2 separate regions of the Mus musculus genome follow, and region 2 is linked to region 1. A link is a loop called in an ENCODE intact Hi-C map of the cell type or tissue named here. Cell type or tissue: left cerebral cortex. All regions are shown on one strand.

Region 1 (4,000 bases):
GCTTCAAAACTGTCCGGATGTCACGTTTGTTGTCACTTCTCTGTGTCCTAAAACTGTTTGTTTGTTGGTTATGTGAACTCAGGAGGAATGACAGAGAGTGAGCTCGTGTGGTCAATCCACATGCTTAACTCACTCTTCCTTCTGCCCAGTGAGCTTAAAAGCCAAGGTGAGTTCATCCTTTTCCAAATCCTTACAACGTTCCATGGTTTATTTTTGTGGCAAGAAGTGTAAACGGCCACCTGAGAGTTTATACACAGTTTGAGGAATACATCAAGACACGATGAGGGTGACTACCATCCAAAGCTCTGAGCAGAGCTTCTCCACCTCCCTAACGCTGCGACCCTTTAAAAGTTTGTCGTGTTGTGCTGTTCCCCAATCACAAAATTGTTTTCATTGCTACCTCACAGCTGTGATTTTGCTACCATTATGAATCATAATGTAAATATCTGTGTTTTCCGATGGTCTCAGGAGACCCTGTGAAAGGGTCGTTCAACCCCCCAAAGGAGTGGAGATCCACGGGTGGAGAAGCACTCCTCTGGAATAATGCTTTTGATGAGATAGATGGGAACCGTGGCTCAGTTTTTTCTACAAACCACACAGGCTCTGGAGAAAGAAGAGAGGAAAGAAAAAAGGAAGAAAACAATAGAAGGAAAGAGAATGGGAGGAAGGAAGGCGGCAAGAGATGCTAGAAGGGGGAAAAGGAAAAAGGGACATGAGAGAGAAATGAGTGAGGGAGAAAGAAAAACGAGATTAATTATCATGTTTTGTTAGATTCAACATATAATCACTATAAAAAAGTATTAATGCAGCCGAGCATAGTGGCACATGCCTTTAATCCCAGCACTCAGGAGGCAGAGGCAGGCGGATTTCTGAGTTCGAGGCCAGCCTAGTCTACAAAGTGAGTTCCAGGACAGCCAGGGCTACACAAAGAAACCCTGTCTCAAAAAACCATACAAAAAATGTATTAATGCAATAGTTACATTTGGGGAGGGGGGATATTAACTTTTCTAAATGCTGTGTGGTTCACACTCCTAGTACATCTCCTGTCTTGACTAGCTGCATTTCAAATGTTCGCTCAGCTCACCATGTGTTAGTGACTACCATACTGGACAGTTAAATCCGCAAAGTAATTAATGTCTTGAAGGAGACAACTGTCAGCTTTTATGAAACAGAATCCACCCTGGGCCTACCCTGGACCAGAGGCATATAACACAAAGACCTGGCCATGAAGAGCCTGCTAGCGTATCTGAAAGGGCAGACTACAATCCCAACAGGATCACGTACACTCTTTTTTTTTTTTAAGATATTTATTTATTTATTTATTTATTTATTATATGTAAGTACACTGTAGCTGTCTTCACACACCAGAAGAGGGCATCAGATCTCATTACAGATGGTTGTGAGCCACCATGTGGTTGCTGGGATTTGAACTCATGACCTCTGGAAAAGCAGTCAGTGCTCTTAACCCCTGAGCCATCTCTCCAGCCCTCACATACACTCTTACATTAATAGCTAAAATCATTTCACTTGCACCACTGTATCCATGATCTTGTTTTGTGTTTTCTTTTCTTCTTTCTTTATAGTTTGGACTTTTGAGACAAGGTTTCACTATGTAGCCCTAGCTGGCCTAGAACTTGCTATGTAGACAACACTGACCTCGAACTTGCAGAGATCTGTCTGCTTCTGCCTTCCAAGTGCTCATAAAGGTGTGTGCCACCACACTAGCCATTTCTTACTTTTAAAATTCCCTGTAATCCCTGATCCTCTGACATCCTGGAGGCCTTGACGACCACAGAGGCTGTCCTTCCCAGAGCTAGCCAGTTTCTAAAGAGAAAAGGAATAGCAAGGCGTTCCTGTGCAAAACGAATCAATCAGAAGCCCAAACTATATCTCCTCTGCCTTTTACATCCAGCCCACTATTCCCCACCCTGCTCACCCCAGGAAGCCGTGGTCCCTTATGTGATCTGGGGACACTGCAGTTTTCCACTCTGGCCAATCCCAAACTCTCAGACCCTGCCTCACCTGCTTCACCCCACAGAAAACACAGTAAGACTCGTGTTGGCATTCAATCCCTTTGTCTCCTGACCAGCTCCCCCTCCACCCACGCCCCTCACCCCACGCCTTCCCATGGGACCCCCCCCCCCCCGTGCTATGACCTGTTTCTGAGCACAATAAACTTCTTCCTTGTCATGACCACTTCTGTCTCAATATGTCACCTGATTAAAACCAATCCTTGAGTACACTTTAAAACAAACATTGCCCACTTCACAAGGTTTCTGAGCACACAGGGAAAGCCCTATTTGCCCGGTTATTCCTGATGGCCCTTGAATAGTTTCTATCTTGTTTGTTTGGGGTTTGTTTGTAGTTTTTTTGTTTGTTTGTTTTGTTTTCTTAGTTTTTAAAACTTTTTTTAAAGATTTATCTTATGTATATGAGTACACTGTAGCTGTCTTCAGATATACCAAAATAGGGCATCAGATCCCATTACCAATGGCTATGAGCCACCATGTGGTTGTTGGGAATTGAATTCAGGACCTCTGGAAGAGCATCCAGTGCTCTTAACCACTGAGCCATCTCTCTAGCCCCTTCTTATTTAGTCCTTATTCATAATCATACACTTAATTCTGCAATCCAGCTAGACTTGGAGGGGGGTGAGGAAAAGTTGGACCACAGAGGACTCTTGTGAGGCCACAAAGCTTATGGGATGCATCCAGTAGATGGGGCGGAGGGTGCTCTCCTGAGCTGCAGGAGTGTTCGGTGGTTGAGATACACACAAGTCAAAAGCATTAGCGCTGTCCACAGTGAGCACTGTAGGCCTCCTGCTGGCTGTGCCATTCCTGTACCCATAGTGCTCCACGGCTTCCACATTGAACGTTCATGCCACTGTGCCCCTTCCCAGCACACACCTGCCATCTAACCTCTCAGTCTTGGCAGTGAGAGGGAGAACTAGGAACCACTTAGGCTTGGTCCAGCATTGGCCACACACAAGATCCCATGACTTGTATGTTTCAGAACGACATTTGCAGCCTCAAATTTCTCCTCGTCGATGGACTTGCTGCCAGTGACACATGGTATGGATGATCATGTATGTGAAGCTGCCAACCCTAGCACATGCATCCTGGAATAATTCTGTAAAAGCAGCAACCCTTGGACCCAAATCCTTTCTCTCAATGTTCAGAGCAGAAGAGTTTTACTGGAAAGAGATAGCACCAAGGGCTCCACAGCCACAGTGAAGTTGAAGAGCAGGGAAAAGTTAACTGGCCATGATTGACAGCTACAGGGGACCTCGACATCTGCTTAGCCTTGTCTTAGTTTTCGATAACTCTTTCCAGAGTTGCTTTAGTTATATTTAAGCACATGCAAATATTTCCTCCCTCTTTACGAGAAGAAGGAAAAAAAAGGAATAAGAGGAAGAAAAGGAGGAAGAGCAAGAAGGCTGGAAGAGGAAGATGGAGTCTCTGGAGCTGGAATTACAGATGCTTGTGAGCTACCATGAGGGCATTGGGAACCAAATCCAGTTTGTGAGCTGCCAGGTGGGGGCTAGAAACTAAACCCAGGTACTCAGCAGGAGCAGCAAATACTCTTAGCTGCTCACCTCTCCAGCCCCACACTCACATTTATAGCTGCTAAAAATGTATTATTATTTAGATTTATCTATTTTGTGTCTGTCTTTGTGGCACACGTGCGTGTGTGTGCACGTGTGTGTGTGTTGCTTGCAAGAGTGTATGTGTACCCTGTGCATGCCTAGCACCCACAGAGGTCAGAAAAGGTCATTAGATTCATTGGTTCTCCCTAGAACTGGTGTGAGGGAGAGTTGTAAGCCACCGTGTTCCTCTGCAAGAGCCACAAGTGCACTTTACTAGAGAGCCATCTCTCTGGCCCCTTGATCTATTCTAAGTTATTTGTCTGTGTGTATGTGCACATGAGTGCAGATGCTTACAGAGGCCAAAGGCATCAGATACCCCTGGAGACCCTGGAGATGGAGCCACAAGACATGGAA
Region 2 (4,000 bases), 63 kb after region 1:
CTTCTGGCCTCCAGTAGCATCAGGCACACAGATGGCACATCTGCATGCGTGCAGGCACTTCCACACACATAAAAAAAAAATTGAGATGTATTATTTTATGTGTGATTGTGATTAATGTAAGGAACCCAGATGGTGGCACACACCTCAAGCATGATAGAGGCTGAGGCATTAAGGCTGTTGAGTTTGAGGCCAGGCTGAGTTACCTGATGAGATCCGGTCTAAAAAACAGACAAACAAACATGTTGTGACCAATACAGATGCTAACTGGTTTTTTTGTTTGTTTGTTTGTTGTTTGGTTTTTTCAAGACAGGGTTTCTCTGTGTAGCCCTGGCTGTCCTGGATCTTACTCTGTAGACCAGGCTGGCCTTGAACTCAGAAATCCACCTGCCTCTGCCTCCCAAGTGCTGGAATTAAAGGCATGAGCCACCACTGCCTGGCTTCAGATGCTAGCTGTTGATAGTCAGTTTGCAGGCACGACCTTGGGAGTGCCCCTGAGGTTCCCAGCCTGCTCGCCTCCCGGTGTGGCTCTAGATCAGGCAGCTTGGAAACAGGGCCTCCTGTCCCCAGGTTTGTTTTCTGCTTTTCCGTTGCAGGCAGCCGCTGTCCTCCATCTTGTCCTGGCCCCTCCTCCTTCAACGAGGGCTTTCCAGGTTATGCTGGCCGTTCACTGTTTCCTGCCAGCTTATCAAGTGTACCCAAATCAGGTGAATGAGGGTTTGTCCTGTGGCCTTTAGACACTGTTTGGATTGCTTCCAAGGCCTTCTTTTTCTTTCTTTTTCTTTTGCCCTGCATAATTGCTTACTGGACGGTGTCTTCTATACAAGCTGAACAGAACTATAAAAACCACCCTGTTGCTGCTGAGCTAGTTCAGACTGATTCAGTAGTCGCTGAGGCCTTTGCACACAGCAAACCTTGTGACAGAGTCAGCTAGGCTGACAGAGGTTTGCCTGATTGGTTTAACAATTCCTCATTTGTTATGGGTCACAGCTGAAGCAAAGATCCTTGCCCACTTGGAGTTTACATTCTGTAGGGAAAAGGCAGACAGTCAATAAGACAGATCCTTAGGATATGTGGTATGTACCCTGTGCCATGGAGAATGCTTCAAGCAGAGGTATATGGAAAATCCCAAGAGTAGGATGCAGGGTGATCTTAGGAGGTCTTCATGAGAGGTCCGTGAGAGGCTCCAACTCAAACCCAACCCAGCATTGAGGGTGATGGTGGTGGCTAAGCTCCCTACTGCTTCCTGCCACACTAACAGTAGCATCCCCTTCCATGGCTTGTAGGATGAAGGTAGTGTAACAATAGTCACATCTGCTCACCCGCTTTCTGCCGCACTGACAGTAACTCTAACATCCTTTATCCTTTTCTTTGGCTTGTAGGACCAAAGTGGTCCAGCTCCTGGCTGCCTGCTGACCTCATCACCAGCTTCTCTAGCCCTTGCTCACTCAGCTGGCACCTCACTCTTTTCTCACACATCCTAAGTGCATCCTAATCTCAGGCCCTCTTCACACCGTCTTACTGGCTTTTCTCTTTATTCTGACCTCCATATACATACACAGTGAAGCTTTCTGGATGGCTAGTCCAGAGTGAGTCATGGCTTCTAGTGTTCCCTGCCCTGTATGGGTGTCCCTATACAAACTGTAAAGTAGCTCTTGAACTCAATTCAGCCAACAGAATACTGCAAAAGGCAATTCCAGGCTGTCTTAGTCAGGGTTTCTATTCCTGCACAAAACATCATGACTAAGAAGCAAGTTGGAGAGGAAAGGGTTTTTTCAGCTTACACTTCCACATTGCTGTTCAGCACCAAAGGAAGTCAGGACAGGAACTCGCACAGGGTAGGAACTTAGAGGCAGGGGTAGACGCAGAAGCCATGGAGGAATGCCGCTTACTGGCTTGCTCAGCTTGCTTTCTTAAAGAACCCAAGACTACCAGTGCAGGGATGGCAACAACCACAATGGACTGGGCCCTCCCTGTTTGATCACTAATTGAGAAAATGTCTTAAAGCTGGATCTCATGAAGGCATTTCCTCAAGGGAGGCTCCTTTCTCTGTGATAAGTCCAGCTGTGTCAAGTTGACACACAAAACCAGCCAGTACACAGGCTAAGTCTCCAGATGTCTTGGGAGCTTTGACTTGGGAACTCTTGAGCTACTAGGTAAGAGGTCTAGCAATCCCAGCACTTGGGAGGCTGAGGCAGGAAGATTGTGTGAGGCCAGCCTGGACTGTGAAATTCTGCCTGCGCACGCACACACACACACACACACACACATTCACACTCACATGGAAGTCTGCCTATCCTGACTGAAAGTCCCCATAAACTGGCCCTGCAATCATGGAAGGCAGCAGGTAGTCCCTGCTGAGCTACTTTCTTTTTTTTTTTTTTCCATTTTTTATTAGGTATTTAGCTCATTTACATTTCCAATGCTATACCAAAAGTCCCCCATACCCACCCACCCCCACTCCCCTACCCACCCACTCCCCCTTTTTGGCCCTGGTGTTCCCCTGTACTGGGGCATATAAAGTTTGCGTGTCCAATGGGCCTCTCTTTCCAGTGATGGCCGACTAGGCCATCTTTTGATACATATGCAGCTAGAGTCAAGGCTGAGCTACTTTCTAGCCATCTCTACCAATATCTCAGAGGTGAGTGAACTGCCAATTAAGATGCAGGTGACACCAGCCCTCAAGGAGAGGAGCCACCTGAGCCCAGTTACCCTGTGGAATCTCAAGATGAAAAACAACTGGTTTGCTCCGGTTCTCAGATGGTTTGTCGTACAGCACACCACGGAGTCAGCCTTCTCTGACCACCTCCCTCAGACCAAGGCTTCATCTCCACTTCCTTTCCTTTTCTCCTCTCTTCCATCCTTCCCCCTCTACCTTCCCTTCTAAAGCAAGACCCGGTCTCACGCTTGCTGTGTAGCTGAAGATATTGATTTCAGGTCATGCTGGGGGCTGAACCCAGGGCTGTATGCTGACCGGTCAAACACTCTACCAACCGAGCCCGTGGCCGGCCCGTTCAGCTTTTCTTCGCAGCATGTTCGATCTTCTTCCATCCATAGCTGTCCTTGGTAACTCCTGTCCCTCTGCTGGACTGCATGCTCCCTGAGGCTAGGGAGGGTGGTGCTTCCTTGCTGGAGCCCTGGACAATATCCAGGTCAAAATAAATTCCAGTAAATATTTGGTGGGTGAAATAAATGTAAAACTATCTAGCCTAAGAACCAAACAGCTGTGTGTTTAGAATGACCTTTCCCTGGGAGAGAAAACACCAGATTTCTAGCCCTCAGAGTGGGCACACACTGACCTAGAGGGCACCTCCTACAACTGGCCTCAAGTTGAGAATTCACACATTTTTACTTAACTACTACAAGAAAGGCTGGCCAGAACTCCAACAGGTAAACAAATAGCAACTGGTTATTTAATTTTGGGGTGATAAGGTCTTTTTTGTTTTGGTTTTTCAAGACAGGGTTTCTCTGTGTAGCCCTGGCTGTCCTGGAACTCACTCTATAGACCAGGTTGGCCTTGAACTCAGAAATCCACCTGCCTCTGCCTCCCAAGTGCTGGGATTAAAGACGGATAAGGTCTTGATATGTAATAGAATCTAGTTTTGAATTCACCATCCTCCTGCCTCTCCTCCTGGGTGCTGGTATTATAGGCCTGTCAATATTAATCTTAAAACAAACCAAAACCAAACCAAACCAAAAAAAACTGCTCTTGCAGAGTTGCACGAAGCAGAATCTGATGTAAGTGGCTGGTTCCAGGAAAGGGCCAAGAGTTCCCAGGTGCCCCAGAGAAGATAGTGGGAAGGCCCCGCGCCAGCAGCTAGGTTCCCAAAGTTCCCTCCAAGTTCTCTTGACACAGCCCCTGGAAAGGCCTCCTGTGCTCCCTCCACCCCATCCAGAAGGGTAGATCTGTGTTACCAGCGCTGTCCACACAATTGCTATTTTGGTTTTCTTCTCTGTTCTGCCGGCCTGACATTTCCTCAGCCAGTTCCAAGCCCAGCGTACC

The links. Hi-C counts contacts between places; a loop is a spot of excess contacts. Peaks named below come from ENCODE experiments on the same cell type or tissue, not always from the same donor. Only the 100,000 strongest peaks of a DNase experiment are listed, where the experiment ranks them.
Region 2: it touches region 1 in a loop (5-fold over the local background); 6 of 42 quality-filtered maps call a loop at or near these places.

The regions. Positions count from the first base shown.
Region 1 is chr2:144,355,107-144,359,106 of GRCm38, reverse strand. It overlaps the pseudogene Gm11700. Among named protein-coding and RNA genes, the nearest start is that of Pet117, 12 kb to the left of the region's middle. In left cerebral cortex, no CTCF peak of the experiment used is centred here; no DNase peak of the experiment used is centred here.
Region 2 is chr2:144,292,202-144,296,201 of GRCm38, reverse strand. No RefSeq gene overlaps it. Among named protein-coding and RNA genes, the nearest start is that of Mgme1, 23 kb to the right of the region's middle. In left cerebral cortex, no CTCF peak of the experiment used is centred here; a DNase peak (open chromatin) is centred at 1,713; H3K27ac peaks cover 2,149 bases.